2 separate regions of the Homo sapiens genome follow, and region 2 is linked to region 1. Evidence: read pairs that join two places in POLR2A ChIA-PET (ENCODE). Cell type or tissue: OCI-LY7. All regions are shown on one strand. Region 1 holds the start of LINC01549 (long intergenic non-protein coding RNA 1549). Region 2 overlaps LOC107985511 (a long non-coding RNA gene).

The links. Peaks named below come from ENCODE experiments on the same cell type or tissue, not always from the same donor. Only the 100,000 strongest peaks of a DNase experiment are listed, where the experiment ranks them.
Region 2: POLR2A ChIA-PET joins it to region 1 with 6 read pairs; 2 of 35 experiments call an interaction of 5 or more read pairs at or near these places.

What each region holds. Positions count from the first base shown.
Region 1 is chr21:17,438,545-17,443,544 of GRCh38, reverse strand. LINC01549 (long intergenic non-protein coding RNA 1549) reads right to left here and starts at 4,655. Exons shown (of 4, transcript NR_037586.1): 1 at 4,548-4,655; 2 at 1,702-1,871. RefSeq lists an enhancer at 4,443-5,000. In OCI-LY7, no CTCF peak of the experiment used is centred here; no DNase peak of the experiment used is centred here; H3K4me3 peaks cover 118 bases.
Region 2 is chr21:17,202,211-17,207,210 of GRCh38, reverse strand. All of the region lies in intron 1 of LOC107985511 (a long non-coding RNA gene), which reads right to left. Among named protein-coding and RNA genes, the nearest start is that of LINC01549, 230 kb to the left of the region's middle. In OCI-LY7, no CTCF peak of the experiment used is centred here; no DNase peak of the experiment used is centred here.

The DNA of each region.
Region 1 (5,000 bases):
GGTTCTTTTGAGGTACTTTGAATGTGTTAGAGCTTAGAAACGGATACCCCAAAATATGGCACTTTGACATGCTGAACTGAAAAAGAAGCCTCAAGGTCTCTTGGACCTCCTCCCTGTCCTGTCTCTTAATCCTCCTTGCAGGATGAAGTTGTCCCCTGAAATTCCTTATTTGCCTACATTTTGGACCTGACAATGAAGAAAACAATTACTTCTGGCCCCTTCCCTGAGTTTTTATTAACTGAACTCATGGGAAGAAAGACTGAATTCTATCAACACGCCTGGACAGACTGGTCACAAACTATTGTCTGCTCTGCTGGCCCAAAAGACTTTATCCCAGGCCACTGTAGGTTCTCCAGGCCCATCGAAATCCCCTAAAAATCATCTACACGTCTCTATCTGTCTTTCCCCTAAGAAGTATATACAACCATCTGTACCTCACTGGGATATTGGACAATCATTCTGTGATTCTCCCTCATGCTCACTAACACATCTGTAGGCCATTTTGCCTATTAATCTGCCTTTTGTCAGTTGATTTTTCAGTAAGCCTTCAGATGGCAAAGAGAAGTTTTTCCTTGATCCCTATAAATTTATAGTAGAATGTATGCTATAAAAGACCTGATAGCCCCATTGTCATGGATGACATTTCTCTCATGTGGGTGTGCCAACTCGTGCAGATGACAATTTTATAAATGTGTGTGCTCCTGTGAATTAGACTGTTATAGTAACATTAAACTGCTAAAGAACTTCACCTACTTTCTGGATTTGCAAGTAAATAATTTGGCTATTTTTTTTTTCAGTCTAAAGGCAGATAGCTGATAAGCTACATGAATTGGCCCAGTGGATTAAGTAATTTTTCATAATGCCTGATTACTAGTTTCTGAGAGTAGGATATCTAGAGAAGGAGTTTTTGGGGGAGATAGGAACAGAGGCTGATCAGTTTATTTCTTTATGCTTTGACCTCCTCTAAGAAAAATGCTGGCTGCTACAAAAGTTTCTATCTTAACATTTTTCTGCAAGTTTGTTATTACCATTTATGAACTCCCCATTTCCCACAGAGGAAGGAAAGAATAGACAGAACTGAGTGATAAACTAGACAAAGGGAATGGCTTAGTAGGACATGGCTTCTGCCTTTTGTGTTTCCAGTATTTGTCTACTGCTAAGGAAATCAGTATGTGGCACATAACTGGGGCAAAGGATTCAACACTCAGCACTTCGAGCAAGAAGTCACCATCATTAGCATTATTGTGGCAGCTACAAGGAGACGCCCAACAATTTACTGCAAATGACATAAAATAGATACACTGACTCCCAGCTGGATTTTTACTATTTTTGTCCACATTCTGAGGGCTATCAAAATACTTTTTAATTCACTTCCAGACCATCCCAACTTCTACAATGACTCTTTCTCTCTACAACCAGCTAAATTTAATTTCATTATGATTTGCCAAAGGTTAACTGAGAAAAGTAACAGCCAAGAATTAAGAAAACAGGTATAACATGAAAGAGGGAAAAAATCATTTATTTTGAAGGGTGGCCTGACCAAGCAACATGGCTCCAGAGTGGAATGAAAGAGATAAAAATAGGAAGACGATTGGGTGAAGCAGAAAAAAAAAAAACAGAAGCAGTAGAAACAGATCAATGAGAATGTGTTTCTAGAGCCTATTATGTTTCTGAAGTTGAAGTGATAAACATATTGCATACCCTTTGTTCTAGAGACCTTTCAAAGGACAGAATTCCTTTTCTCAAGCATTGAGCTCTCTCCATCTTTAGAGTCTTTTCAGTCTGTTTCACACAGTGTCAGAAGAAGGTTGCCTCAAAAGTTGGTAGAATTACTGTAATTCCCTCCATGACAGTAGTAAAGTTGGATCCTGCTGATTAGAGCAAAACACAAAAGCTCACTTCCAGAGAACTGTGATCTTCTCATAAAACAGTTGGCATCGCCTGAAAGGGAGGTATTGTTGGTAGGTAAGCCAATGTCCTAGGGCCTGGGACTCAGCCAGCATCTCATGTAACAACCATGCTGCCTATCCACTTTTGTTTGTTTTCCCAGACAAAAATGATTGCAACACATTTCAGAGCCAATGCAAAAACTCTGCCTTTGTAATATGCTGACTTGCTGTCAATAATTAGATGTTCTAAATTGCTACACTAGACAATGAGGTCCAACTTAAAAAAAAATACAAAAACCCAGTTAAAAGCTCAATTGGCCAAGAGGTTATTTCTGCAAAATGATCACCAGTGGTTTTTTTCTTTTCTTTTATTTTTTGTGGGGGGCGGGTGTGGAGTAGATGAAATGTGTCCAGAGAAGAAAAAAAAATCATACTTCTGTAAATATTTTCTTAACTTCCTTTTGCCAGGCAGCTCTGGTTTAGTGAGACATACACTAGGTTAAATTTCAAAACACTTGGATACTAACTGTGCTACTTTGGAGCAAGCCATTTAATCTCCCTGAGGCCCAGATCATTCATCTATAAAGTGAGAATAGTAATACTTCGACTGACCACGTCACAGTATGATTAAATATCCAATGATATATTGTACATGAAAGCATTTATCAACTGCAAGTCATGATACTAATGTGAGGACTGTAGAGTTGCCTTTATTTTCCTCAGAGCAGATTTAATTCTGGGGTGCTGGAGAGAAGTAGGAGAGGTTCAGCTCCAGCTCTATCTCATTTCCCCACGTCTGAGAGGCTGGAAGAGAAAGGAGTGGATCTTGAGTTGGCAACTCCCATTTCTCCATCAGCAGAAAGAGAAAACTGGTTTTCAGGTTTCCTCCTACCCCATGAAGTAAGAGTCCCTTCCTCTAAATATTAAAGAAATTTATTAACTATCTAGATTTTCCTTGACTTTTGCTTCTTTATCTAGGCTATGTTGTTCAATATGACAGCCACTAGTGATTTGTGGTTACTGAACTCAAGAAATATGGTTAATCAAAATTGAGATGTGCTGTTAGTGAAGAATACATGCCAGGTTTTGAAGATAATAGTCCAAAAATACCTGAAAGAATGTAAAATATCTCACTAATGTTTTTTATGTTGATTTCACATTGTAAAGATAATATTTTAGATATATTAGATTGTACAAGATATGTTGTTAAAAATAAATTTTATGTTTCTTTTGACTTTTTCAATTGTAGCTACTATAGTTTAAAATTTTATATTTTATATCACTTTATATGTCTTTTTTTTTTTCCAAGATGGAGTCTTGCTCTATTGCCCAGGCTGGAGTGCAGTGGTGTGATCTCGGCTCACTGCAACCTCTGTCTCCCAGGATCAAGCGATTCTCCTGCCTTAGCCTCCCGAGTAGCTGGGATTACAAGTGTGTTCCACCACTCCTGGCTAATTTTTTGCATTTTTAGTAGAGATGGGGTTTCACCATGTTGGCCAAGCTGGTCTCAAACTCCTGACCTCAGGTGATCCACCCACCTTGGCCTCCCAAACTGCTGGGATTACAGGCATGAGCCACCGCACCCAGCCTCACTTTATATTTCTATTGGATTTGGACAATCAGAGAGGAAGGAAAAACCCGAGTCCCCAGTAGCCTTATTTCATGCCTCTTTCTTTCCATTTTTCAGTCTCTCTCCACCCTCATGCGTTCCAGGTATTGGGAAGTCAATTCTTTTGAGACAAACATCAAGAAACCAAAGAAAGATCAATAGGAAGATCATTTCATCACATTTATAGCACATGGCACCAAATAGACAGTCAGCATCCATTCAGTCAATCAATCATGCATTTAATTAAAATGAAGAATACAGAAATTTGGCAATCTCATGTCCTGAAAAAACAGATACACTAGGAATGAGTAATTTCTCTTTTCACTCTTACAAGTTCTGAAAAGGAGGAGATACTATGATTAGGCTATGAACTATACTGTGTATAGTCACTTATTAAAATCTTATTTTATATAATGGCTATCTGTAGGCATTTAAAAAAAACTCCCTTCTAAAGGTCTAGATATCTTGAGGTCAATAAATGTGCTCTGTATCCAATAAGTACTGAGCAAATGTTGTTGAATATAATGAATAAAATAAATGATATAATCAGTCTATCACTTTATCTTTCTAACCAAAATTAAAATTTGAAGCTAAAATGTTGTATGGTTGATTCGATGATGATATAGGCATTAAAACATGAGTTGTGCCTTAAGGTATGCTTTGCTTTTATCTGATAAAACAATCTTATTTAAATTTTTTTTTTTTAAATAATAGAGACTGGGTCTCAATATGTTGCCCAGGCTGGTTTTGAATTCCTGGGCTCAAGCAATCCTTCTGCCTCAGATTCCAAAAGTGCTGGATTACAGGTGTGAGCCACCACACCCAGCCAAAAAAATCTTATTTTTAAGTCACTTCAAAAAGTAACCCATTTGAGAGTGAATAAATTCTTCCCAGATTAAATCCTGGCTGATGAAGAACACTTATTCCTAAAATAAAATCCCCATCCATTTTTGTCATCTCAGCAACCATCTAAAAATTGTCCCAGGAACAAACTGATTCACCCTATATGAAATAACAGAATAACAGAGAAGAACGATAATCCCATTAACCTGGTAGATCCGGAATGAAATGCAGCTGGAGGATGGAGCAGATTGGAGGTGGGAACAGGGAACACTCAGCAGGCTCCCAGCCCCGAACACCCCTGGAGTCTCAACAGCCTCAATCCATCTGGAAGGGAGGGCTTGGGGGAAGGGCTGAGCATGGCTGCAGGGATCAAAGCTAAGCAGGGGAAAACAGCTAGAGCACTGTCTGCTCTTTGAGCAAAGATAATAGAGTCCTCTCTGTGGTGAAGAGAATGAACACACAGGAAGATTTAAAAACACAACAAACCCGGAGCCGATCAGATTCCTTTATTCCATACCTCAAACTCATCAGGCTTGTCCTCAATTCAGAGTCTCTCTATATTGAATTACAGGGTTAGAAAAATAAAGGGCATCCCATTGAGTGCTTTTCAAACAGTGGGTTGCCACTCTTTAGTGTGAGAGAATCAATTCAGTGGGTGG
Region 2 (5,000 bases), 240 kb after region 1:
TTTTGGTTGCTTCTCAATTTTGGCTATTACAAGTAAAGCTGCTGTAAACATTCATATGTATCTTTGTATGAAAATATTTTAAAATTTCTCTTGGGTAACTATCTAGACGTAGAATAGCTGGATCATATGGTGGGTGTATTTTTAACTATTTAAGAAACTGCCAAAATGCTCTACAGAGTCATCCCACCATTTTGCAGTCTCACCAGCTGCAAACAAGAGTTTCAATTCCTTCACATCCTTTCCAACACTTGGTATGTTCAGGGGTTCAAATTTTGGCCATTTTAATAGGTTTGTATTTGTAATCTCATTGTGATTTTAAATTGCATTATCTTAGTGACTAATGTTATTGAGGATTTTTAAAAATTCTCTTGTCATGTATATTTTCTTTAGTTAAATGTTTACTAAAATATTTTGCCCATATTTTTAGTGGATTATGTTTTTTAATTATTGAGATTTAGAGTTATTTATATATTCTGAGTAAAATTCCCCTATCAGATACATGATTTGTAAATATTTTATTTCATTAGTTAAGCTGCTTTTTAAAATTATTTTAATAGTATTTTTAATCTTTAATAGTCTTTTGGCCAGGCACAGTGGCACATGCTTGTAATCCCAGCACTTTGCAAGGCTGAGGTGGAGGACTGCTTGAGTCCAGGAGTTGGGGATCAGCCTGGGCAATATAGTGAGACCTCATCTTTACCAAAAAAAAGAAAAAGTTGGCTGGATGTAGTGGTACACACCTGTAGTCCCAGCTACTTGGGAAGCTAAGGTGGGAGGATTGTAGAAGATGGAGGCTGCAGTGAGCTGAGATTGTGCCACTGCACTCCAGTCCCGTCTCAAAAAATTTTTAAAAAGCCTTTTGAAGTGCAGAAGTTTTAAGTTTTGATGAAGTAAAAATTATAAATGTGTTATGATATAGTTTGGCTGTGTCCCCACCCAGATCTCATCTTGAATTGTAACTTCCACAATTCTCACATGCCATGGGAGGAAACTGGCGGGAGGTGGTTGAATCATGGGGGCGGCTCTTTCCTGTGTTGTTCCTGTGATGGTGAGTGAGTCTCTGAGATCTGATGTTTTTTAAAAATGGGAGTTCCCCTGAACAAGCTCGCTCTCTATGCCTGCCGCCATCCACATAAGACATAATTTGCTCCTCCTTGCCTTCCACCATGATTTTGAAGCCTCCCCAGCCATGTGGAACTGTGAGTCCAATTAAACCTCTTTCTTTTGTAAATTGCCCAGTCTTGGGTATGTCTTTATCAGCAGCATGAAAATGGACTAACACATGTTCTTTTATAAATTGTTCTTTTTGTATAGTAAGTAATAAAACCTTGTTTAACTCAGTCACCTAAATTTTCTCCTATGCTGTATTCTAGAAGTTTTTATACTTCTTATAGATTTTACATTTAAATGCATAATCTATTTTGAATTAATTTTTTATACAGTGTGAGATATGGATCAAAGTTTGTTTATTCCATATGGAAATTAAATTTTTCCAGTACTCTTTTTGAAAAGACTGTCCTTTTCCAATTAATTGTGCCTTTGCATCTTTGTTGAAAGTCATTGTCCATACACGTGTGAACTTATTTCTGAGCACTTTTTGTTTCATTGATCTACATGTTTATCTTGTGTGATGCCAATAGCATCATCTTGATTACTATGGCTTTATCATGAATCTTCATATCATGTGTAGTGTCAATTCTCCTATTTTGGCTTTTTATTCAAGGTTGTTTTGAGTATTTTAGATTATTTGCATTTCCATATAAATTTTAGAATCAGCTTGTAAGTTTCTACAGCCTTGCTAGGATTTTGATTGGGATTGTGTTGAATCTATAAACTGGGGAGAATACACATCTCAATAATATTGAATCTTTCATTTCATCTAAATTGGTCAATTTGTTGCCACAAATATGTTCACAATGTTTTCTTATTATTCTTTAAATATTCATAGAATTTATAGTGGTGCTACCTCTCTCATTTTTTATGTTGGTAACTTGTGTCTTCTCTTTCATTGTTTTTTTTTCTGATCAGTCTGGCTAGAATGTAAATTTTCTTTCCTCTTCTTTTTTAAATTATACTTTAAATTCTGAGGTACATATGCATAACATGCAGGTTTGTTACATAGGTATACATGTGCCGTGCTGGTTTCTTGCACCCATCAACTCGTCATTTACATTAGCTATTTCTCCTAATGCTATCCCTCCCCCAGCCCCCCACCCTCTGACAGGCCCCAGCGTGTGATGCTCCCCTCCCTGTGTCCATGTGTTCTCATTGTTCAGCTGTCACTTATGAGTGAGAACATGCGGTGTTTGGTTTTCTGTTCCTGTGTTACTTTGCTGAGAATGATGGTTTCCAGTTTCATCCATGTCCCTGCAAAGGACATGAACTCATCCTTTTTTATGACTGCATAGTATTCCATGATGTATATGTGCCACATTTTCTTAATCCAGTCTATCATTGATGGGCATTTGGGTTGGTTCCAAGACTTTGCTATTGTGAACAGTGCTGCAATAATCATACGTGTGCATCTGTCCTTGCAGTAGAATGATTTATAATCCTTTGGGTATATACCCAGTAATGGGATTGCTGGGTCAAATGGTATTTCTTATTCTAGGTCCTTGAGGAATCACCACACTGTCTTCCACAATGGTTGAACTAATTTACACTCCTACCAACAGTGTAAAAGCATTCCTATTTCTCCACATCCTCTCCAGTATCTGTTGTTTCCTGACTTTTTAATGATTGCCATTCTAACTGGTGTGAGACGGTATCTCATTGTGGTTTTGATTTGCATTTCTCTAATGACCAGTGATGATGAGCATTTTTTCGTAAGTTTGTTGGCTGCATAAATGTCTTCAATTGAGAGGTGTCTGCTCATATCCTTCACCCATTTTTTGATGAAGTTGTTTGTTTTTTTCTTGTAAATTTGTTTAAGTTCTTTGTAGATTCTGGATATTAGCCTTTGTTAGGTGGATAGATTGCAAAAGTTTTCTCCCAATCTCTAGGTTGCCTGTTCACTCTGATGATAGTTTCTTTTGCTGTGCAGAAGCTCTTCAGTTTAATTAGATCCCATTTGTCTATTTTGGTTTTTGTTGCCATTGCTTTTGGTGTTTTAGACATGAAGTCCTTGCCCATGCCTATGTCTTGAATGGTATTGCCTAGGTTTTGTTCTAAGGTTTTTATGGTTTTACGTCTTACATTTAAGTCTTTAATCCATCTTGAGTTAATTTTTGTGTAAGGTTTAAGGAAGGGATCCAGTTTCAGTTTTCTGCATATGGCTAGCCAGTTTTCCCATCACCATTTATTAAATAGGGAATCCTTTCCCCATTGCTTGTATTTATCAGGTTTGTCAAACATCAGATGGTTGTAGATGTGTGGTGTTATTTCTGGGGCCTCTGTTCTGTTCCATTGGTCTATATATCTGTTTTGGTACCAGTACCATGCTGTTTTGAGTTTTGGGTTTTGGGTTTCATTGACTTGTTTCGTGATTTCTAGATAATTGATTTCTGCACAGATACTTATTTTTTTCCTTCTCCTCTTCCTGCTTTGGAAGCTAATGTCATTGACAAGATCACTTTTATTTTCAAGTATAAATATTAAGTAGGTTAAATTAAATGTTAAGTACTATTTTAAGGGCATCCCATACATTTTGATATGTTATATTAGTTTCTAGGGTTTCTGTAACAAAGTACCACATGCTGCATCACTTAACACAACAGTAATTTATTCTCTCACAGTTCTGGAGGCTAGAAGTCCAGAGTCGAAATGTCACCAAAATGTTCTCCTGCAGTCACTGGGCAGAATCTTTCCTTGTCCTTTCTTAGTTTCTGGTGGTGGTAACAATCCTTGGTATTCCTTAGCTTGGTGGTTTATCATTCTAATTTCTGTCTCTGTCATCAGTTGGTATTCTCTCTGTGTGTGTCTTTTCTCCTTTTCTTGCAAAGGCACCAACCAAACTGGGTTAAGAGCCTTCCCTATCCAGTATGACCTTATCTTAACTTAAGTGATTATACCTGTAATGATCCTATTTTCAAATAAAGTCACATTTTGGTGTACTAAGGGTAAGAACATAATTTGGGGTGAGGGCACAATTTAACCCATAACAATTGCACTTCTATTTTTATTCTTTTTAAAACACACTTTCATTTTTATTCTGTTTAAAATACACTCGAATTTGTTCTTTTAATTTTTTTAGGCCTATGAATTATTTAGAAAGTGATTTTTTTTGTTTTCAAATATTAGGAATTTGTTCAACTTAATTATTTGTTGGTATGTTTGAGATAAATTCCTGTGGCTTTTGTATGTCTGAAAATAATCTTTATTTTGACTTCGAAAATAATCTTTTATTTTCATTGATATTTTCAAAGATATTATCTCTCAGGTATAGATTTTTAAGTTGACAGTTTTCTCTTCCTTTAGTACTTTAAATATATTACTCTCCTGTCTTTTCACTTGCATTGTTTCCAACAAAAAATATGCTCTTATCTTGATGTCTCTTCATCTGAACATAGTGTTTGCTTTTACTTTGGCTGCTTTTAAGACTTTCTGTTTATCACCGGCTTTTAGCAATTTTATTATGATGTATTCTTATGCAGTTTTCCTCACATTTTTTGTGTTCAGGGTTCATTGAACTTTTTAGACTGTGGATTTATAGTTTTCATCAAATTTGGATAGTTTTTGAGGTTATTTATTAAAATATTTGTTCTTTTTCCTCCTCTTTCTCTTTTCCATGGAAGACTCTAAATACACATATGTTCGGCTGCTTGAAGTTGTCTCACAGCTACCAATGGTTTTTTAAAAATTCATTTTCTTTTTTTCTCTATGTTTCATATTTGGATAGTTTCTATTATTATATCTTCAAGTTCATTTTTTCTCCAGTATCTTCATCTTTAGATGTTTGATTTGAGTTAAAAAAGATATCTTCCATGTGTCTACTCAATTTTCTGGACATATGGAATATAGTAACAATAACATTTTAAATGTATGTGTCTGCTAATTCTAAC